Regions from separate parts of the Mus musculus genome. Here all the other regions are linked to region 1. Evidence: chromatin loops called from intact Hi-C (ENCODE). Cell type or tissue: heart. All regions are shown on one strand. Each heading gives the region's core, and the rest is flanking DNA. Links, peaks and the distances in the headings are about the cores only.

Region 1 (7,524 bases), core at 2,959-5,458:
GAGGGATGGGTTCAGGACTAATTTCCAGGTCGGCGGATACCTGACCAGGCAGCAGGGGCCAGAACAGCTTAAGATAGTAGGTTACTCTCTGACCACCATGAACAATGAGAGCGCAGGCCACAGTGTTCAGTCACCCCAGCTTAGAAAATACAGGGCTTGCTCAGGAGTGCTTCTCCACTCTCGGGGCCAGTTCAGGGCCTGGCTCCTGGCTAGCTTGTTTGTCCCCTGGCCTTTAATCCACTCTGTCCCATAAAACTGCTGGATTCCTCTCACTCCAGGTTCTGGAGTAGAGGCTAGGAAGATAATAATCAAATGTGTGATAAGTGTCATGAAAAATACGTAAAGAACAGGGTGGGTTGCTCCTTTATATTCCGAGAGGTGGGAAGGCTTTCCAAAGAGGCGACTTTCCAGAGAAACAGGAAGCAAGTCAGCACAGACCAGTGGAGGCAGACCCAGGGAAGAGGGTGCCACACGAGATTTTCTGCTGCTCTGGGGCACAGGTACAGTGTTTTACGGCTCTCACTGAGGAAGTAAGGGTGATCTAGAGTGGGCCTAGGGACCCTGGCAAGTCTCAATGCTGTCCATCACTCTGGACCCCTTGTGCTCCTCCCACATCACCCTGGCTGGCTAGAAGGCCTTTCTGAGTGTTCTCTGTAAGCCTGAGACTTACTGAGTAGAGGAGGTAGATAGATCCCTGAGGGCTCCTTGGGAAGAGCTCCCTGTATCAGCAACCCACTGCAGGGCTGGAGTGAGGAGGCTTGGTGAAGGCTCAGGGACGAGCCAGTGGGATAGATCGTTCTGTCTGGAGTGCATCTGGACTTTACCCAGTAAACCCTGGAGCCTGATGATGCTCACTTGTAGGGAAGGGAAGGTTTCAGCCAGGCAGGGATGTGCACAGGACTGGGAGGTGGGGCGGGGCACCTGGGCAGGCCTGGTCCTGGGCCCAGAGGAAGGGTGACCCAAGCCTGAATTCCGAAGTCCAGGTCAGTGGGACTCAGTTCAGCAGCTAGTTTGTCATGAGGTGCTGAGAACAAGGACAGAAGCAAGATTCCACCAAGGCCCTTCCAGCCTCATTAAAGTTGGAACCAGGCTGTCCCCAGTGAAGACAATGCCGAGGTCCTGACTGTTTCTATAGGGGGTCATGGGAAATCGGTATACTTGAAGAAGGGACTTAGAGTGAGCTTTCGATCGCACTAGCTGGCTTCTTCACTGCATAGCTGCTGGACTGTAGACCCACCCAGCTTACACAGCTAACACAGGGGTAGCCCCTGCATTGTTGGGAGAGGGTCACATCTGCCTGGCCCATTTCCATTATACAAGTGCTGTCATGAGCCTGGAGCCCCAGAGCTCACTGGGGCAAAGGTCGGCTGGGATAGTGAAGTGAAGACACTGCCACCTGCCTTGCCCTAGCTCTAAAGACCTCTTCTCTCTTTGCAGTGATGGGTCATTTCCTTATGACTCTGTCCCTTGGCAGCAGAACACCAATCAGCCTCCCGGCTCCCTCTCCGTGGTCACCACGGTGTGGGGAGTGACCAACACATCCCAGAGTCAGGTAAGAACTTGTCCCATCCTCTACCATGGTCCCTCCTAGGCACAAGTGTCTCTTATTCCTCCCAAGAGTGGGGAGGGGGGTTCTCCAGAGAACCGTGCCGTGACACTCTCCTCACTGAAGACAGTCTCAGGACATATCCAGCTGCAGACAGCATCACTCCGGAAAGGGTACACAGCTGTCTCAGTAGGGACACAGCTGGGTCCCTGAGGATCATCCCCCATTGTAGGGCCTTCTGGGATAGAAGAGGAAGGGTGTTTATGTGACAAGGCCATGAGTACTGTTCTGAGACCTTGTTCCCTCCAGTTGTGCAAACAAGAGCGTTACTGGGCGTTACTGACCTCAGGGTTCTAAGCTGGAAACCTTTGGCCCTGAATGGTCTGGATTAGGTTTTCCTAAGATGTCACCTCTCAGTAAAGGGTGCCTTAGCCTGACAAGCCCAGCTGTCTTCCCAGACATGCTATTCTTGTTTCCTCTTCTTTTCTCTCTCCTCACCTCCTTCCTAACAGAGGGCCCCCCTCTGCCGGACCTAGGCCAGGCCATCCTGGGGGGGAGCTGTCATGCTTCCCTGGGTCTTCATCCACAGACAACATCTGGGCCAAAGACACAGAGGTGTCTTTTTTAGAGCAGCAGCCCAGGGCGTCCACCAAGCCCTATTGTAGAGTTGGGACCGAGTAGGCTAATGTTTGCCAAAGACTTCGCTTGCCTCAGATCTATCTCTGCAGCCATGGGGACCACTTGGGCTGGCTTTGTGAGCCTTGGCCTCACTCCTTCCTGGCTGACATTCTCAGCCCACTCCCTTTGATCCCTTACGTGTTCTGGGGACTCTTCAAGCCACTCCCATGCTCCTCTGCTGTGTCTTCCCTGCCATGTTTCAGTCTTTGTCTTCTCTTTCTCCACGCTGCCTCAGGTACCGACCTTAATGACAGTCTCTCTCTCTCTCTCTCCCCCCCCCCCTCTCTCTCTCTCTTTCTCTCTGTTTGCAGGTCCTCGGGAACCCTATGGCCAATGCCAACAACCCTATGAATCCAGGTGGCAACCCCATGGCATCAGGCATGAGCACCAGCAACCCCGGCATCAACTCCCCACAGTTCGCAGGGCAACAGCAACAGTTCTCCACCAAAGCTGGCCCTGCACAGCCCTATATCCAGCCCAACATGTACGGCCGACCTGGCTACCCTGGTAGCGGGGGCTTTGGGGCCAGGTGAGTGACCAACCTGGATGGTGCCCTTCTACGGCAGCGTGTTAGCCCTGCCTTCCTACCTACATCCAGGAAGGACTCTTATTTGAATGCCAGTTCCACATAGCCTGGTCTAGGATATGAGGACAGTTCTGCCATGTGTCTTAGCAGATTGGCATCAACCTCCCAGGGGTAGAGGGGATACTTCCTCAGTTCCTTCTCAGCCATGTACCTTTATGCTAAGACAGTGGGGTGAGCAGGCAGGATTGGAGAGCAGTGGCAGTGAGCTCCATCTGTCCAAAACTCCTTAGAAAGCTCACTGACCTGAATGAAGAAGAAATGGAGGCTAGAGTCCCCAACCTCAGATCACAGTGAAGAAGGGACAGAAGCAGCCCAAGCCACCTTGAGCACACTCCGCCTAGCTCTCGAGGCAAAGTTGCTGGGTTTCTAGCCTCGCAGTTCAAAACAGGAGTCTCACACACCTCAATCCACATCTACAGCACACAGCACCATACAATTCTCAGGTCAATGTTTGCTTAGAAGGTAGTCTGTGGTGACCAAGGAAAAGCAGAGAAGCTATGGAAATGTCCTAGCCCCAGCAAAGATTCAAAAAGGAGTGGCCTTGTCATCACTAGTAGCAAGAATAGCCACCAATCTCAGAAGTCCCAGGTCCGCTGCTGGGCCTCACACCCACAAGCTAGGTGTCTGGAATTCATGCGTATAATCCTGTAGCCTTCCTCCTGGTACTGGGTACATCCCAGAGTCAGCTAATGAGTTCTCTCTGACTGCTCCCTGCTTCTCCTCCACAGTTACCCTGGGGGTCCTAGTGCCCCAGCAGGCATGGGCATCCCTCCACATACTCGGCCTCCTGCTGACTTCACCCAGCCAGCGGCCGCTGCTGCAGCAGCTGCAGTAGCAGCCGCCGCTGCCACAGCCACAGCCACAGCCACAGCTACAGTGGCAGCCTTGCAAGAGACACAGAACAAGGATATAAACCAGTATGGACCGGTAAGGGTTCCTGCCCGCTGGCCTGGCCTCACCCAGGCTGGGGAAATCTTGAGCGTTAATGCCACGGGTATCCTTGGAAGCCCCTTAAAAGAGTGTTGTGTGTGGGTATGGTAAAATGGTTGGGTGTGGTGGGGTTTGGGGGTATGCTATGCTCTCTGGGCTGGTAGCTCCCAGTGCATATGGGGGAAGAGGTACCCTATTGGTTTCGGAGTTCCTGCTTATCAGACAGTAGGTTGTGTGCCTAAAATGGCTTTGTGACTAGCTTGTCCCTAATCACCTCTGAGGCCACTATTGTCCCATCTGTGGATTTTACCCAGGCCTCATCGTAGATCCTCTGACCTTCAAAAGGATGGGGTGGGGTGTGAAAAGGGGAACCCCATAACCCTGCAAGGCAGAAACATGAAGGAAGGGTGCAGGGTGAGCAGGAGGAAGTGGGCTGGGTAAATCACACTTAGTGTATGGAGGGTGTGTCTCCATTGGCTACTGACCAAGGGCAAGGCCAGGGCTTTCAGGAAAGGGCTTCAGCCTCCATCCTCATCCGCCTCCTCTTCCTGTGTCCTCCCTGTGTCCCTCCCATCCCTACCCACTTCCATGTCCCCTGCCTGCCTCCCTGGGAATGCTGCCTGTGCCTTGGAGTGACTGCTCCCTGCCCTACCCAAACCCACCAGCTGCATTTTCCCATGAGACCTGCAGAGGGCAGTAGTGAGCCCTGGAGGACTGGGTCCTTTAAGAGCTCCTGGCTCTTAACTGCAGCCCTGTGGGAAAGTGCTGCTCCCCCTTTAGCCCCCTACCTTCCTTCCCTGCACTTTCAATGCATGTGGCATTTTATTCTTTTTTTTTTCTTCTTCTCCCATTGAAGGTGTGTTCCTCTTTCCAGATGGGTCCCACCCAGGCGTATAACAGCCAATTCATGAACCAACCCGGGCCTCGGGGGCCTGCCTCCATGGGGGGCAGCCTGAACCCTGCCGGCATGGCAGCTGGCATGACACCCTCGGGCATGAGCGGCCCTCCCATGGGCATGAACCAGCCCCGACCACCCGGCATCAGCCCCTTTGGCACACACGGGCAAAGGATGCCCCAGCAGACCTACCCAGGCCCCCGGCCCCAGTCCCTTCCTATTCAGAGCATAAAGAGGCCATACCCGGGAGAGGTAAGTGTGACTATGATGGGGGATGGGAGGAGAAGGAACATTGACAGAGGGACCATGGACCCAGGGACCTTGGAAAAGGCACAGTTAGGCCACTTAGAGAACTTGAACTAAAGGGCTTTGGAGGCTTAGCCCCTGACTAATATCATCTCTGTTGTGGAAAACACCAAACAAGTCACTACACCTGAGTGTGTATGACTTTAAATCAATGGTATTCACAATCCACACTGGCCCTTAGAATGCCCAGAGGACAGGGGGCCGTGACATTGTAAAATACCCTGCCTAGAGCAGGCAAGTGTAGAAGCAGAAACCATGGAGACCACTTAACCCTGTCCATACTCAGATACTAATGGATGACCCTGGATGAGGACCTCAGTGCAGGGAGCCACCTAGAGAGTGAGGGCTGCCACTAGTACACTAGTACAGGCTGTGTGTCAGGGAGGCCATCGGATGGCACACAGTATCCCTAGGGCTTACTTCCATCATATTGCTCTCCTGGGGATAGTGCCTTCTCTGGGGTCTCCTAGCAGAGGTGCCAGAGGAAACCATCCCAGCAGACGGTCCCAAGCACCGTGGAAGGTCAGGGGAAAAGGGAAGTCACCAGGTCTCAGTGACACTCAGAATACAACTGAGACCAAGATCCGTGCCCAGCTGATGCGCCCCCCTCGCTCCAGTGAAGTTTGTCTTTGGCACACCATGATGCCCCTTCCTGGGCATGGCACCTCAGCTCTTCATCTTCTCAGATCATGTCCTTCTGGCTGGTCAAGACTGTGGCCTTCAACTTGAGCTGAAGCAGATTTCTATCCCACGAAAGCATAAGCTCTCTGTCCCCACAGGTCCCTTCAGCCGCCACTCTCACAGAGGTTGGATGATGTCATAATTGGTATAGGTGCCCTAAGCCTGAGACTCAGGAATAGGCTATAGTGATTAGGCTTCCTGTACACCCAGGAGGCCAACTCAAGACCTGAGCCTCGACCTAGTGGGCACTAGGGAGAGAAACTCAAAGGCCTTTAGGCTCCTCCCAGCCCTGCCTGTCCTTGGTTTGGGGCCTTAAGCTGATGGCTTCACTCCCAGAACACAGTCACTAAACACCCTCTACCCTCAACCTCCTGAGAGATAGTTGGCTGCACTGGGCATGCATGTCTGAGCTTCAGGCTGCTCACCTGAGATGAGGCCGCAGAAGAATTGCATATTGAAAGCCCTACATTGAAGCCAAGCCCTCTGCTTTTACTAAAGGAGTTCTCCCCAGAGCATTGCTGCTTCCCAGCTGGTCCAGGTTATAAGATGCTGGGAGCTCTGGCTTCTACCTCATGGCAGTATGTTCATCCTATGTTAGAAGTGGTACAACCTAGCCAGGCATTGGTGGTATATGCCTTTAATCTCAGTACTTGGGAGGCAGAGGCAAACAGATCTATGAGTTCTAGGCTAGCCTGGTCTACCGAGCAAGTTCTGAGATAACCAGAGCTACACAGAGAAATCTTGTGTCAACAAAACAAAACAACAAAAAAGGTACATCCTTAATTCAGGCTTCAATCATGTTGTCTGGTCCCCTACCACACTCCTGTAGCCTGGTGAACATGCAGGTACCAGCCACTTCACACCACCGTGAGAACTCGCTGTGGCCCAGAGTAGCAGATGTCCCCCCACCGTACAGTCATTGAAAGTTCCTGAGCACAGTCCACTCTGATGAGCACTCTCAGGCACTTGGCGCACTCTCACCAACTAGATTTAAGCCTAGAGGATGAGACTCTCTGACAGGGAATATTCTTGAATAGACATCAAAGAACCATTGACTCTGGGACACCATGTTCTGGGTACCTAGGTGACAGGAAGCCCTAGATCATCCACTGTTCCAGCTAGGGAAGATGGAAGGAGGTGGCACTGTCTCCTTCCTCAGTGACTTCTCTAGGAGGGGCTCTCGTGCTCCCCACTCCTCATTGGCTAGTTCTCCCACAGCTGTATAGTTGACGCTGCTAAGAATGGAGCACTAGATAGATGTTTGCTCTGTATAGGATGTAGGGACAGTGCTATCCAGATCAGCCTCACTGCATGGCTTGTCAGCTCTTGGTAACAAATTCTGTGACCTGCATCTCCCTGACATATCGGGGTGCACACACAAACACTGGGAGAAACAAAGGAGTACTTTAAGATTGAACCCCTCAAAGACACAGCTGAGAAGCTCTGAGCATCCGTTGGGTTCCAAAAAAACAGTTTTATGGAGTGGTGGCATATGGCCTGGACCTGCAGCATGTAGTGTCCCTGGATGTCAAAGCAAGTGGAGGCTTTTAATATTCTCTGGCTCATTCTCTCCCTATGACAGGTAGAGAGGGCGTCTTGTGTGCAGGAGACCATAGAGCTAAGAAGAGAAGTTGGGGAGCTGGAGAGGTGGCTCGGTGGTTATTGCTCTTGCAGAGGAGCCAGGATCAGTTCCCAGGATCCATATGATGGCTCATAATCATCCATAACTCTTGATTCCAGGATTCTGATACATTCTTCTGACCTTCACAGGCACTAGGCATGCACACAGTGCACATACAGATAATATATATGGGCCATAAAATCAATCTTTTAAAAAAAAAAAAAAAAAAAAGCTGGGCCCCAGACCTGGTATCTGAGTACATCACATCACCATGACAACCC
Region 2 (7,524 bases), core at 1,767-4,266, 1.1 Mb before region 1:
CAAGTCACACTGGCTACCTACCTGTAAGTGTTCCTTGATAGAGGGTATTTTTGAAATAGCTGAAGCCACTGTGGTCCACCTTCCTATGTGATGGTTGTAGGCAGCCTGAGTGGGCAACCAGCCTCTGCCTAGCCAGTTAGCACTCTCATCAGTCTGTCCCCTCTGCTACTTTGAATTCCTCTGGATGTTTGGGTTCATGTCAGATCGAGGGCTTTGAAGGGTACCTGTTCAGACATTCTGAATCAAGTTATTTTGAGGCTCAGGATGGCAGAACTGTGAGGCTGAGGGGAACTAGTTTGTGTGCAATTGTGCTACTGAGCTTGGGAGTGTTGGGAGCTGTAGCACAGCCCTGATAACTATGATAACGCGCTCTGCTTTGGGCAAGCCTTTATAAGAATGCAAAGTTGATCTAAGTTGATCGTGTCTCATTACAATTGACATGAGGGTGACTTACTAAGTGATCTTACTACAGAAAAGGCCCATGCACCGCCCCTCCAGCCTAGCACTAGCTGGAAATTAATGAGAACGAGAGCACAAGGCTCAAAACTCCAGACCTTGTGCCTACTTGATGTGTGGTGTGTGAGCTTCCTTCCATGTAGAAACCATCAAGGGTGGGAAGAAAGGCTGGAGATGGTTCTGCAAGTGTAGTGTCTCCGTTGTGGTGTTGGGGGCTGCTTTTAGATTGCCCCAGTATCCTGTGTGTGTAGCTTTCAGTTGTCTTTCATTGCTTTCCTTCCTTGCCAAAGTAGAATTTTAATTTGGTCCAAGAAGACTTATACCAAACTCCTGGAGCTGAGGCAGGTGGGTTATAAGTGGTACATTATGGGCACAGTGGTCTACAATTTACCTGGAAGGATGCTGGTGAGGTCTGACAACCAGTAGTTTAGGTTGGGGAGGTACCATGTGAGGGTGGGATTAGGACGCAGTTTTGTGACTCCAAGGTAGTACTGTATGTTCAGTCACCAAGCTGCTTTCTTTTGGGCATGACATTGGTCAGTGAGGTGCCATCTGCCATAGGGATACTGAATATAGGTAGCCTAGCCAACCACATTACCCATTTACCAAGTTAACTGTGCCCTGCCAGTCCCTGATCTGGCACCTGGGGAGGAAAGAAGCCAATAGAGGATCTTGTGGTCTGGCTCCTGGAGTAGCTAGCAGGTTGGGACATTGTGGCAGTCCACAGCCAAACTTGGTGTAAGGCCGTGGATCCTGGAAGGTTTCCGGAGGTCATGGGGTTAAGTGATGTGATCTGGCTCAAATTCAAGAGCAGAGTCACATTCAAGGCCATGAAAAATGATTAAGCAGGTGCGTGAGGGAGTGGCCGTTCTGTGGTGGGGCAGGGGAAAGATGGAAATCCTGAATTTGTTTAGGTGGCTTCAGACAGTTGCCCTTAACTCCTGCTGTTTTTACAGGAGAAATCCCATTCTGAACAGACCTCAGACCAGCAAAGATAGCTGGCTGACTCTGGGTTATCAATGTGGACAGCACAAATTCTTGAGTCCCAAAGCACTACACAGCTGTTCCTCCGTTCTCCAGACTTTCCTCCTATGCCAGACCTGAGGCCCTGTCTCCCATAGTCTTCAGGCTGGGAGTGGGAGGATAAGACCTGATGGAGCAAGCCGCCCCCCCCCCCCCCCAAAGGTCAGCAGGGAACAACCCCAGGAAGACCCCGTGTGCCAGGCTGAGGACTTTTCTCATTCATTATTTTGGTTGAGTAAAAGAAATGTGGAGAATTAGAGATTGAACAGTAAGTGGAGTGTCCTTGTCACACGCTGAGTTTTTCCACACAGAATACTTGAGCCGTTTGACTGCTCATCAGGCACGATGGGAAGATTACAGCTGGAGAGGGCTGATGAGCGGGTATTTGAGCAGTGTACTGGGAAACGGCCCGGCCCGGTTCCTGCTCCTCAGCGTCCAGCAGCAGGAGCTGTTGGGGAACAGAGGGCTCCCACCCCTCCCTCTATAGCAGGTACAAGAGCAGGGTTGAGTAGTGAGGCTTTGTTAAAAATACTCAGCTGTTCACCTGTGTTCACTTTGTAGCTCGGAGTGGGAGCATTCATTCATCTGAAAATTTAACAGCTTTGAGGCTTGGACTCAAAGTTCACAAAGGTCTTTTCTGCCGATGTCTCTCGATGTGACAGGTCTTGTCCAAGAGAAGCTTGTGGATGAATGATAATACTACAACTACTGCTAATAAACATTCCGGGCACAAAACTAGGGAGATGCTTAGTGGATAAAGTTCTTGCACTTGTGAGGACTTGAGTTTAAATCCCTATCGCCTACAGAAGAGCTGGGCTGAAGCGGATACCCGTAACCCTAGTGCCAGGAAAGCCACAGGCAGATTTCTGGGACGCTTTCCAGCCTAAGCCTAAATGATGAGAGGAGATCTGAGGTCTACTTCTGGCCTCCATATGTGCATGCACGTGTAAATATATACATGTGATAAACACATGAACAGATTTATTGAGATTATACTGGGATCTGAGTCTAGGAGGGAGGCACAAATAAGCCCATTTTGCAGATGAAGATGTTGAGGTTTACAGGGAGCTAAATAGTCAGCCTAATGAGCCAGAGTAGCTAAGGAAGGTCATGGGTATTCACTCTAGCCACAGCACCAATTGCTAACTTATTAGATCTGCAAATTTCCGGACCGTACTCAGTCAACTACTGGAAAGTGAGAGTGGAGCCCAGTTACCTGGGTTTTAGCAAGCCTGGCAGGTACATTTGGCGCGGAGTAAAGTTAAGGGTATTGGGGGAGGAGACAACTGTGGGGGCCAGCAATGGATGCTTTTGATAGCCATAATACTGAACCTTCCTTGGTGGAATAAAAGTGGTCCCTGCGGCTGTCTTCCACGAGGGGGCACTGTGGATTCAGGCTTGGAATCGCCGGCTTTGTTGTCCCGGCGGCTGCTGCTGCTGCTCTCGGGAAGCCTGAAGAAAGCCTGCTGCCAGATTAGCTGAGGGGTCAGCCTTTCTTCTTCCGGGAAGGTCTGCCGGGGTGGTAATCTTGTTTACAGGATTCAGCCCTCGTGGTGAAACTGAACCTGGAGGGCTTGCTGCTGTTCACATGTGCATGGCGATGCCTACCCATCCGTGGGGCAAGGTCTCTGAAGATCCTCTGCAAACAACATTCCCCTTTTGTAGCTGCCCAGCCAGGCAGCTTACAGTTCCTTTGGAGGGCAGAGCACTAGAACCCCAGTAGCCGATTATGGCTCAGCGTTCAACGTGCTTCCGTGTCATAGTGTTGTCTTGTTTAGATGGGAACAGGAGCCAATTTCGAGTCTTCATTTTGTGGTTTGGGGCAGTTTTCCTTCACCTCTGGGCCCCAGTTTCCCAGGAGATTGAAGGGAGTAGCTTTCATTAGGTGGCTCTCAGCCCCTCTTTCTCTCCATGTCTAAAAATCCTGCCCTAGGGAAGAAAGGAGGAAGCCGACAACCCCCCTTTCTGTCTCCTGGTCTATCCTCCCCTCCTACAGAAGAAGCGTCAGGCTTATAGATCCTCTGCTTTTAAAAATAAGTGTAAATACACACATGCAGATAACAACATACAAGTCCTGCCCCAGGGGGCCGGGGAAGAGCCCAGCTCAGACTCTGAAAGGCATGTGGTGCAAGGACACTGCAGGGGCTGTGACATGACATCCATCTCTGGTGTACGTTTCAGTAAGCCTTTCCAGGGACTTGCAAGGCAGTAAGGTGGAACCTACCAAATTGGATTTTTTTTTTTCAGGTCCTTAGACACCCAGGATTTGCCTCTATATAGATTTCTATTCTGTGTGTTTGGAAGAAGGAAAGATTTACATCATGGTCTCCTCTTGGCTGCACGTGTTTCTTCAGAAAATACATTGTCTCACAGTGACTTCAGCATTTCCCTCCTTAATACAAAGGACTGGTATCTTATGTCTATAGTGGCTGCGCACTGAAGAAGTTGAATGCCGAGTTAGGCATTGAGCCTCTGGCATTGGCCAATATGAGCCTATAGAAGTATCCAATACCAAGGGAGATTCCAGCCTTCTGCTGACTCCCACCGTGTCTGATGATACACAGCATTTGGTTAGAAACTGCCCACCCCACCAGCAAGACCACTGAGTCATAACTCTCCACAGTAGAGGGTACAGGTTAAGCCAGATAACTACCTGATTTCCCAGAGAAGCAGAGGGCCTCTTTTGTTGTTGTTGTTGTTTTTTGTTTTTGTTTTGTTTTTTGGTTTTTCGAGACAGGGTTTCTCTGTAGCTCTGGCTGTCCTGAAACTCACTCTGTAGACCAGGCTGGCCTCGAACTCAGAAATCTGCCTGCCTCTGCCTCCCGAGGGCTGGGATTAAAGGCGTGCACCACCATGCCCGGCCAGAGGGCCTCTTTTGGCTCATCTAGTACCTCCACAGAAGTGTGGAGCGTATCAGTGACTTGCTGAGGTCTCTCAATTTGTTAATGGTAAGGAGGGGACTGGGCTTCAGGCTGCTTTACCCATAGCTCATGCCCCTCCTGACAGCATGTGTCATTTGAAGACGCTCAGGTGCATTAATACATACACAAACATTGACATCCCCCCCTTCGCCACACACATAGACATCCCCTCAATACATACTTGCTTGTGGTGCTGGGATGGAGCAAGCAGGAAGAGAGAATGCTTTATCTGAGCTACACCCCAGCCACTGAGTTCATGAAGCTCCGTGGTACCTTTTCCATTCTCTCTACCTCCTTGTCCTGTGTCTTCCCACACAGTCTATCATTAGCACAGAGGCGGCCCCTGGGAGGGTGAGGCTTGACATCACAACCTTGGTACTTCCTATGCCATAGATTCAGTAGACTGGAGGTCTTGGCTGCTAGTAACTTTGACTCGGTATAAACAGCCTTGAGTAGGCAGCACACATAGCACTCATGGGCAAAGGCTTGGTGGATGCAGCAGTTCTCTAGTGTCAGCAATGGTTTCCCTCCTTCATTATCTCATATGGGTGCTGTGGTATGGCCTGTGCAAATCACAAGTGGGCTAAGAGTTAGACAAGGGACAGATGCTCAGCATAAGAGGTCTGAGGAGAACTTGGCTGTGGATGACTAGCTGAAGGCCCCATCTCCCCCAGCCCCAGCACATCTGGGAGAAGTCATACCTTCTGCACATAGATCAGCTCTAGCCTAAACCATCAAAGGAGAATGGCTTAGGGACCAGTGCCAGTCTTTGCTGTGGCAGAAGGAAAACAATGGATGCTTGTTTTAGGGTCTTTTTGACCAAAGGCCTCTGGAACACAAGGGGTTTTTATTAAACCCTTTATTAGAAAACTGACAAGTATTTAGCGAAGAACTGAAAAACAGCGCTGGGGGCTTCTCTGGGATTGGTGCGAGAAAAATCACGCCAGAACACGAGCAAGCTTTATGCTCCAGTTTCTCTACATCTTCTCCAACACTTGTTAGTTATCCGTAGTATTGATTTTAGCTGCCAGAGTGTGAAGGGATAAGTTAATTATGGTTTTGGCATTTTTGTTATCCAGGCTAGCCTCTAACTGGATATGTAGCTGAAGACAACCTTGAACTACCAACCCTCTTGCCTCTACTTCCCAAGTGCTGAGATTATAGCCCACCATCATCTTGTTTTATGTGCTGGAGAGCAAACCTTGGGCTTCATGTATGCTAGGCAAGCACTCTACCAAGTGAGCTACATTACCAGCCCTGTTTTGTTTGTTTGTTTGTTTGTTCATTTGTTTGTTTGAAATAAGATCTCATTGTATGATTCAAGTTGGTTTTGAACTCACTACATAGTTAACTGTCCTATTGCTGTGAAGAGACACCATGACTCAGGCAACTCTTATAAAAGAAAGCATTTCATTAGAGTTTGCTTACAGTTTTAAGCATTAGTCCATGTTTATGGTGGGGAAACAGACAGTAATGGTACTGAAAGCTTTAAATCCCTATCCACAGGCAGCAGGCAGAAAGAGACAATGAACCTGCTGTGGGCTTTTGAAACCTCAAAGCCTACTCCCAATGACACACCTACTCCAAGGCCACACCCCTTCTTCCTTCCCGAACAGTTCCACTAATTGGGGAAGCAGGCATTTAAACATGTGAGTTCATGGGGCCACTCTCATTCAAATCCTTACAGTAGCCAGTAATCTTACTGGCATTGGACTTGAGATCTTTCTGCCTTAACCTTTCTAGTGCTGGATCACAGGTGTCTGCCACCATACTTGGTTTACGAGTGTCTTTTTGTGTGGCTATGTGTACTCTGTGGATCAAAACCAGAGTCTAATTTCTTCTATACATAGGTCTATATTGTAAACTAGAACTAAAGCTCCAGCCTTCATTATAGTTTTCATTTACATTTCATAATAACTGATTTTACAAGGCATGGGAGCACACAACTTTAATTGCAGAACTCTGGAGGTATAGGCAAGTATTTAACTGTGAGTTTAAGGACAGCCTGTTGTATGTAGCAAGTTCCAGGACATCCAGAGCTTCACAGAGAGACCTTATCTCAAAAACAAACAAATAAATAAGCAAAAACAACCCAACTAATGGTTTGACGGTCTTTTCATGTGCTTATTTATGAATATATGTTGTTCTATTGTCATTTCTGTTGCTATGAAAAATACCCTAACAAAAACAGCTTTAGAGGAGAAAGTTTATTTTAGCTCATAATTCTAGGTTCCAATCCATTACTTTGGAAAGTCACAGCAGCAGGAGCTGGAGACTACTAGTTATATCACATCCACAATCAAGAGCAGAGAGAAATGAATATGTACATGTTCAATTGCTGGTTGGCTCTTATCTAGTTTTCTCCTTTCATACTATTCAGGATCCCCTGTCTAGGGAATGGTGCCACCTACAGTGGGCTGGGTCTTCCTACATTAATTAACAATCAAGATTATCCTCACAGATATGTCCTAAGACTCTCTTTCCAGATGATTCTAGGTTGGCACATTGTCAGTTAAGACTAACCAACACATAAACCTTAAGAAAAATGTCTTTTTAAATTCTTTTACTTATTTATTTAATGTATGTGAGTACACCATTGCTCTCTTCAGACACACCAGAAGAGGGCATCAGATCCCATTACAGATGGTTGTGAGCCACCATGTAGTTGCTGGGAATTGAACTCAGGACCTCTGGAAGAGCACTCAGTTCTCTTAACCACTGAGCAATCTCTCTAGCCCCTTGAAATTCTTTTCTCAATATAAGATTAGGTTATGGTGTGTGTGTGCATTTGCATGTGTGCGCGCACATGTGCTTGGGATGGGGGCACAGTAGGTCTGTGAACATGGGTGTGATAGCCAGAGGATAACCTTGGGTGGCAACCCTTAGTCATAGCCTGCCTTGTTTTATGAAACATGTTTTGGCTTGGACATTGACCAGTAGCCTGGCTGGGCAGTGAGCCCCGGGACCTCTGCCTCTAGCATTGGGATCATAAGTGAGTGTGTCATAATGTCTGCCCTTAAAAACAAAAACATTAAACAAAACAATAAAACCCAATGGATTGTGGGGATTAAACTGATGTCCTCATGCTTGCAAGGTGCCCACATCACTGATTAAGCTATCTCTC
Region 3 (7,524 bases), core at 3,163-5,662, 69 kb before region 1:
ACCTTGAGCCTGAGCTCAGAGGCTTCCTTCTCGCCCAGTAACCCCACTTATCCTGCTCCCCTCTTGAGCTGAGGCATGAGGATCTCAAAGCCCACAATGTCCTATCTGGTGCTGGTTCTATCCAGGGTGGGCCGTAGTATTTCGCATGGGTGCGGAGGAGGGTGAGTGAGTGGATGGATAGACTTACAGCTAAAGAGATAGATGAGTAGGTATGTAGAGATGATAGATGGGTAGATGGATGAATGGGTGGCTGGCTGGATAAATTGGCTTCTAGATGAATGGACAGATGGATAAGTGGATGGATAAGGGATAAAGTGATGAATGCTTGAATGGGCAGATGGGCAGGTAGATATATGGATGGATTTGTTCTGGATGGACGGATAGACACATAGATGAATGTGTCTATGATTCATCCATGTGTCTATCATCCCACAGAAAGACCGGTGGGCAGCTGGATTGATAGAATGAATCCAACACCTCTTGAGAAGCTAGCCCTGGTTGGAGCATTGTTGTGCCCACTTCCTGCCCACACACTCAGCAATCATGGGTATAACTCCAGTCCCCTGAGGAACTGTGGAGAGCAGGGGGAGCTTTCTGATGGGAAATGGGCCATTGGTGTCTAGTACCAGCCATAGGATGGAACCTCTGCCAATGGTTCCAAATGTGTCCCTACTACAGGCTGTTCATCATAACCCTCACCTGGCCCCTTTCCCTCCCTGGACCACTGGGGTCCCTTGTAAAGTGGCTAGGTGGCTGGCCTCAGTAGGGAAGCTGTCATTAGGATAATCAGATACCCACCCGTCACTCCTTTCAGACTTGAACCTGTGCCAGTCTAGAGGCCAGGTGTGCCTAGGAAGTTGTTTCTATCTTCTAGACTCTAGAGTTTAGAGATTCATATGAAAAGTGAGGCCCAGCATGGGAAGCACCAGTTGCCAGCAGCTCCATGTGTCCCCGCTCAGTAACAGGCTTCTCCCACACTTCTACACTTGGCCACAGCCCTACACATTCCCCTTACCCCATCTCCACTTCCATTTCACAGATGAGAGCTCTGAGGTTCAGTAATGTCCTTAGGGCTGCGTGACTCCATGGCTGAGGTGGGGTTTGGGCCAGGTGTGCACTTTGTGTGTCATCAAAACACGGTCTCTATGTGCTTAAGCCCTAATGAGGCTGAGACCAGCGATGAGTGCAGAGAGAAGGGCCTCAGCTGAGGCCACAGAGATCCAGGCAACAGCATTAAGAGGACGCTACTGTTTACCTCCTCTGTGAGATGCATCCCATAATGAACCAGCTGTGAACGGAGAGGAGGCTGGCAAGATGCAGACAGCTTTTGCGCAAATCAGCCCGAACAAGAGCAGGCTTGGGGGATCAGCCTCAGAGGCCACTCAGGAGCTCAGGTCTCCAAAGAGCATTGCTATGGTCACCTGAGAGTAGGTGCATGTGCGGCTTGCTGGCCGTGCTGATTGGTCGTGGCATCACATAAATAAATGAAACACCTGGTTGTCAGGGGAGCGCAAGCCAGAAGGAGCTGCTGAGTTGAGCTGCAACGCTCCATCAGAGCCCCAGTGCTCCCTGGGGCCTCTGAAAGGCAGATTTAGAAGTGAACACCAGAAGCAGAAGCCAAGCAGCCATCCTCCCCAAGGGCGTGGCTATGTATGCAGCGGCCCCTCCCTGGCTTGGTGATCAAGGAGCTGCAGCTTTAGAGAGCCAAGCGGGAGAGCTGCTGGGCTCCTGCAGAGGAGGTGGGGAGCCTCTGAAAGGCTGAGACCTAACCCTAACCCTGAGCCCAGGGCAGCTGCCGGTGGAACCATGCTACCTGCCAGGTGCTGTGCCTGGACCACACAAGCCCAGCTGGTCTTGTTTAATTGTCATCTGACCCCCATGACACAGGCTGTTACTGCTCGCTTGCCCTTTTTTCTCCCTCTGTCTCTTCTTCGTGGAGAGGGGGTTTTTTTTTTGAGCTCACTTGCTTCTCGCTGCAAGCGTTTCCATGCACGAACCATACTCTGATAAGCACAAGGAACCAAAATTCCCATGACCACATGGGAGTCTCCCAACCCCATCTTACAGATGGGTGACTGAGGATGGGAGAGGTGAAAGGACCATCCTAGATTAATAAGGGGCACAGGCAGAGTGAGTGACCCCAGAACCCTAACCCCAGAAGGGCTCCCACAGCCTCATTCTGGGGCGCCAACCCCAAGACCCACTCTGCCCTGGCTGTGAATTGACTCATGCCACAGAGGAGTTACAGGGCCCATCTAGGCCAGTGAGATCCTGCTATCCTACCAATACCAAGGGGCCTGGAGCTGCTAGCATCCTGTATGCATGAATCTGGTTTCTACATGATAACCTCTGGGCTCATACCTACCACTAGGTCAAATCGCAGCTGTGGCTCTAACTTGCCCCACAGCCCTGGTCTTCTCTCTCCTGGTCCCAGTGCCAAATGACAAGGACCCAGGAAGCTGAGGGTCCATATAAAGGATGAAGTGAGATCTCGTCAACTCCTCCATGCTGGCAGCCTGGGGCCTCAAGTATCTCTGAAAGCCCCAGGATTCTGACTTTCCTATGTGTGAGGCATGAGGAAGAGGCTCCAAAAGGGCTCAGATCAAGACCTGAGGAGCTGGCCTTTGAAGCTAAGAACACTAAGCCACACACACCATCCTATAGACAGCATGTAGACCACGTCTCCCTTCCCAGGGTGTCCTCCTCCTCAGACACACACAGGGAGGACCAGAGCTGGAGTAGAGGGTGAGGGGGTGGGTTGTTAGGAAGACACCGCCACAGCCTGCTGGCCGCAAGTATAGAGACGGGTACCACCTTCTAAAATCCCCCTGGGACCCCTCCCCAGCCACCTGCATCCACAGAGCACCTGGATGTCTGATGGCTCTGGCCTTTACTAGCCCTGATTCTCATCCCGGAAATAGGTCCGCTGGTCTCATCTGCTGCCATGGGCCAGGCTTTGCATAGAGGGTGTTTGAGAAAGCTGGAGAATCCCACCAGCCTTCTGCCCCTTCTTTCTGTGTGTCTCCTTCCTGGCTAGTCCTGTGCTCCTCTGTTCCCTGACCTCTTCTTGCAGCCTCAAGTCTTTCTCTTTTTTTCTCCACAGCACTTACAGAACCCCGCCAACTTCCACAATGCTGCTACAGAGCTGCTGGATTGGTGTGGAGACCCTCGAGCCTTCCAGAGGCCCTTTGAGCAGAGCCTCATGGGCTGCCTGACGGTGAGTCTTCAACTTCCCCTTCATAGCACACTGGGAAGCATGGCCCTGGGGTCAGAAGTCCTGCCCACATACCTTTCTGTGGGCCCCAAATGCTGGGGGAACAGCTGCCCGTGCTGCAAGCTGGCCCTGCAGGGGCACACAACCCCACTGCCAGGTCTGATATGGAGACCGTCTTTATGGGATGTGTGGCTTCCTCACACTTGATGAGAAGCACACAGTGGGGACCAGTGCTCCCTCAGAGGCAGGGGAGCTCGGAGGACTCAGCCTTCTTTTCCCAAGGCCATTTATTCCTTTATCGGCTGAGCATTTATTGAGCTTCGCTCTGGTTGTCTGTCTGTCCACTCAAGAGCAGGTATAGAGCCCCTGTGACATTCATCCGTCTGGACAAATAGACCTTGATTGATCCCTCATTTATCACTTGTGGTCCCCTCTGCCAAGTCCTGGATACCCCCAAGATAAAAAAAAAAAAAAAAAAAAAAAAAACTTTCTTAAGCTTGATTTCTTAGTAAGGAGCAGCAATGTGGAGGAATGTCTGAGAATAACAGTACAGGTGACAGGAGTGGGGTGTGGCTCTTTGCCAGCTGGGAGGTGGGGCTAGTCATGTAAAACCACGCCTACATATGACACAACTTACCAGGTTGCTGAGCACAGCCAGAGTGTCCCTGGGCCACAAAGCAGCGTGTGCAAAGGCCCCTGGTGTCCAGAGAACTGGGTCCAGACTAGACAGGATATTGAACCTGCCCGAACTTGAGGCTAGAAAGAACCTGGGAGTCTTCTGTAGCTTTTAAATGTCCCCCAGCCATGTGGCCTGCATTAGGACAGTTCCTCAGAAGACCTGTAGTGGGCTTAGAAGGGAGTGTGAATCACACTGTGTGGAGCCTGCGTGTCCTGAGTGTGGAATGTAGGCTAGAGATGCAGGGCCAGGCAGGAATGTTGTCTCCTAAGGTGCTCCAGACAGGAGAGGGACAAAGAACCGAGCTTAGCTCTGGTTTAGAAGAGGAGACATGATGACCACATTAGGCTATCTTGTTCTGAGAAAGGCTGAAATGCTTGTGGCATGTGCCTCCTCCCAGAATCCACCTGTCTTTCAAGCTTTCTATTTTACAGAGGAAGACACAAAGACTCAGAACTGACTGCCATGCCACCCAGTCTTAAAAGCATCTTGGTCTCTAGCTGAGGCCCATGTGAACCTAAAGGGGGTGTTCCAGTCCATCTAAAACATGGCACAGAGCCTCCCAGGGTTAGTCTATTAGAAGCTGGCCCCATCTGTCTCACTCAAGCCACCTGCGTGGCCCTGTCTTCCTTATCCTTCAGTCCCCAAGCTCCCCTCTCCGCCCAGCTGTCTAATCCTCTTTGCAGGATCTGGGCCCAGCCTAAGCCCCATGGAGAGGGCCAGATGTTGCCTAGGCCACAGTTCCCACCCCAGTTTCCTGTAACTGTAGTGGGAAGAGGGGCTGGGGCCATGCACAGGATGTTGCTAAACAAACTAATATGCTACTCCAGCATACTGCCCCAGGCTTGGCCCTGCCTACATCATGCACTCAAGGGGGACACTGGCCCTGGCCACCGTGGATGGACCAGAGGCTAGTCCTGTCTTGCTTGTCGTTCACTTAGTCGTTCAGCAGACATTTACCTACTCCCTGCTGTGGGCCACCACAGTAGCCATGAAACACAATAGGAACTCAGAAGGCCTTGTTAGGAGAACAGAGCCAAGGTGTCAGCTGGAAGGGACAGGCTCTGGTAGCAAAGAAGCGGGAGACTGAGAGTTGTGTCCAAGTGCAAAGTAGTTGTGGGACTCTGTCCTGCAAGTGAACAGCAGTGCAGGGCTTTGTGTATGTGTTGGGTTATGTGTGTGTGTGGGGGGGGGTCTATCCTGAGTGTAAGCAGCAACCCAGGCTTCCTGCAGAAAGGACCCCGCAGGAGGGCCCCTGGAGACGTTCCTGAGTAGAGATGTGTCTTTCCAGGCAGAGGACACTGTGGACAGAGGTTCTGTGTCCCTTCCCTGGAGCTCTTCACCACCTCCCCGTGATGAAGCAGTGCTCACCCCTGCCCTCCAGCCTACCTCACAACCAAAGGGAGCCTTTGAAAGCCCCTCTGCCACCCCCACAAACTGTCGCAGCTGCGCAGGCCTGTGAGCCCAGGAGAGCCTGCTGCAGGAGGGAATTGGAGAGGGGAAGGTCACAGAAGTTGACCTTGGCATCCAATCTGTTTTTCAGGGTTCTATCTTCACGGTATCTAGAGAAGAACCTTCCAGGTAGGCAGGGTAGGAAGTTACTATCTTTACCTCAGTGTTTCCTGCAGGAAGAGACGACTGCAGGGCAGAGAGGCTAAGCCCTCCCCAGCACACACATGCACACACACACACACACACACACACACACACACACACACACACTGCAGGCTTGGGTCCCTCGCTAGCCTTGGGTAGCTAAGCCTGCAGGTTGACACAGTTCCCTCGGTGACCTCTGGTAGCTAGTTCTAAATTCCTCCAGATCGGCTTATTTTGAGGATATAAATTAAAAATCACTCAGCTGCAAAGAACAAATGGATGTGGAGGGTTTTGTTGTTGTTGGTTTGGTTTTGATTTTTAGGGTTTTTTTTGTTTGGTTTGGTTTGTGTTTGTCTGTTTGTTTTGCCACCAACTTCTAAGCTGCCCAGAGTCAACTCAAATATGAGTCTCTAGGCCACTGGCCACCTCAATCAACCCTTGGAGGCCTGTCTGGACTCACTCCAATCTACTAGTCATAAGAACATTTGTCCCCATTTCACAGGTGAAGGAACTGAGGCCCAGGGAGTAGGTAGTCACTTGAGATGACTGTGAGGGGCACATGCACACCCCAGATTCATCCCTAACTTCAGAGACACAGCAGCTGCTGCAGCACCCTGTAATACTGTAAGCAAGTCTTGTCTCTGGGACAATAGTTTCACCTTCTGAAGTATTGAAACTAAACACCCTGCCAGCCGCCCCTCTTAACGTCTAGGTTCCTGCCAGCCAGGCCTAGAAGGACGGCCTTAGATGAGCTGGTTTCTAGCATGTATCCAGTTTAGGCCAACTACAGGACCCTGGGATACAACAGGCCTGTCTGAGATATAATCTGCTCATTTTACCAATATACCTTACCAATGGCCAAAAGGACCATACCTTATGAGACCTTCATGGGGGCTCAGACTCAGCCAAGGGCTGGGCAGCACGTGAGGCTGTGTAGTGTCACATGCTCTGGCTTGCTTGCTCTGTCATATCTTTGCTATATGATCTTGAGCAAAGCCCCTTTCTTTAAGCAACAAAAGACAACTTGTGCCCAAAGCATGCCAGACTTGGCCACAGCAGACCTACTGTTTCTTGGGCCTGAAGTCCTTATGCTCCCTCTATTGCTGACCCCGGGCCTCTCTTGCTCAACTCAGCTAGAATCGGTTTTCTAAACCAGAGCAGCAAGACTGGCCAGTATCAGACCAGGCACAAAACCTTTGCCTTGCTTCCCTGACCCAAGGCCTCCCTAGAGGTGGAGAGCTATGGCTTTAACCCTTGGTTAGAGACACATACTGCACTCTTGTCCCCTGGGAATGACTGACAAGTGTTCCCGGCATAACCCTTAGCATTGCACCAGTCAGACACAGTGACCCCATGGCTGAGCTCCCGGGTGCTTCGAAACGGAAAACACCGAAGGCAGCATCTAAGCTGCAGCTCAGAAAGTCCAGAACCTTCTCCACTCCCCTGAGTCCCTGACTAGAAACTTGGAAACCTCCACAGGCCAGATCCTATTAGGGATCAAGGCTGAGGCAGACGGTAAGGAAGCTCCATTCTACTGGGCTAAAGACTTGAGAGCAAACAGAGCCAGGGAGCCCATGGGAAAGAGTCTGGGGAGCATGGAAGGATTCTCTTTGCATCTGAAACCGAGAAAACATCCCCAAGTGAGATTAGCTGCTTCCTCCCATCCCAGCTGGCTTTGGGCCTGCAGGGGTTTTCCAGGACAGGGGTCTAGAGCTCTGGTCTGGCAGGTACTGGGAAAGGACACTCTGCTCGCTCCTCCCTCATTCTGTTACACTCCTGACCTTCTGTGTCCCTTCAGTTAAAAACAGGAGATGGAGCCAGGCATGGTGGTACATCTGCAGTCTCAGCACTCGAGAGGATCACAAGTTGGGAAGCCAGACTGGGCTGCACAGTGGTACCCTTCCAAAGAGAGAGAGAACGGGATGCAAGGAGAGGAAAAGGAGAGCTGGCCTCACAGGCTTGGTTGAAAGGATTTTCCCTTTCAGTCATAGAACCCTTGTGGTGAGCCCTCCCCCACCCTAAGTGGGATGCTATTGTG

What was found. Hi-C counts contacts between places; a loop is a spot of excess contacts. Peaks named below come from ENCODE experiments on the same cell type or tissue, not always from the same donor. Only the 100,000 strongest peaks of a DNase experiment are listed, where the experiment ranks them.
Region 2: a loop joins it to region 1, with 5 times the contacts of the local background. A loop is called at or near these places in 2 of 42 quality-filtered maps.
Region 3: it touches region 1 in a loop (2.7-fold over the local background); 3 of 42 quality-filtered maps call a loop at or near these places.

The regions. Positions count from the first base shown.
Region 1 is chr14:25,642,121-25,649,644 of GRCm38, forward strand. Zmiz1 (zinc finger, MIZ-type containing 1) reads left to right here. Exons shown (of 24, transcript NM_001310666.1): 8 at 1,438-1,552; 9 at 2,536-2,753; 10 at 3,539-3,737; 11 at 4,615-4,887. Among named protein-coding and RNA genes, the nearest start is that of Gm52102, 15 kb to the right of the region's middle. In heart, for the core only: a CTCF peak has its summit at 4,428 (motif pointing right); DNase peaks (open chromatin) are centred at 3,781 and 4,281; H3K27ac peaks cover 469 bases.
Region 2 is chr14:24,497,835-24,505,358 of GRCm38, forward strand. No RefSeq gene overlaps it. Among named protein-coding and RNA genes, the nearest start is that of Rps24, 11 kb to the left of the region's middle. In heart, for the core only: a CTCF peak has its summit at 2,852 (motif pointing right); a DNase peak (open chromatin) is centred at 2,907; H3K4me3 peaks cover 434 bases; H3K27ac peaks cover 789 bases.
Region 3 is chr14:25,573,028-25,580,551 of GRCm38, forward strand. It overlaps Zmiz1 (zinc finger, MIZ-type containing 1), which reads left to right. Exons shown (of 24, transcript NM_001310666.1): 5 at 3,104-3,217. Among named protein-coding and RNA genes, the nearest start is that of 4931406H21Rik, 10 kb to the right of the region's middle. In heart, for the core only: no CTCF peak of the experiment used is centred there; a DNase peak (open chromatin) is centred at 4,624; H3K27ac peaks cover 2,063 bases.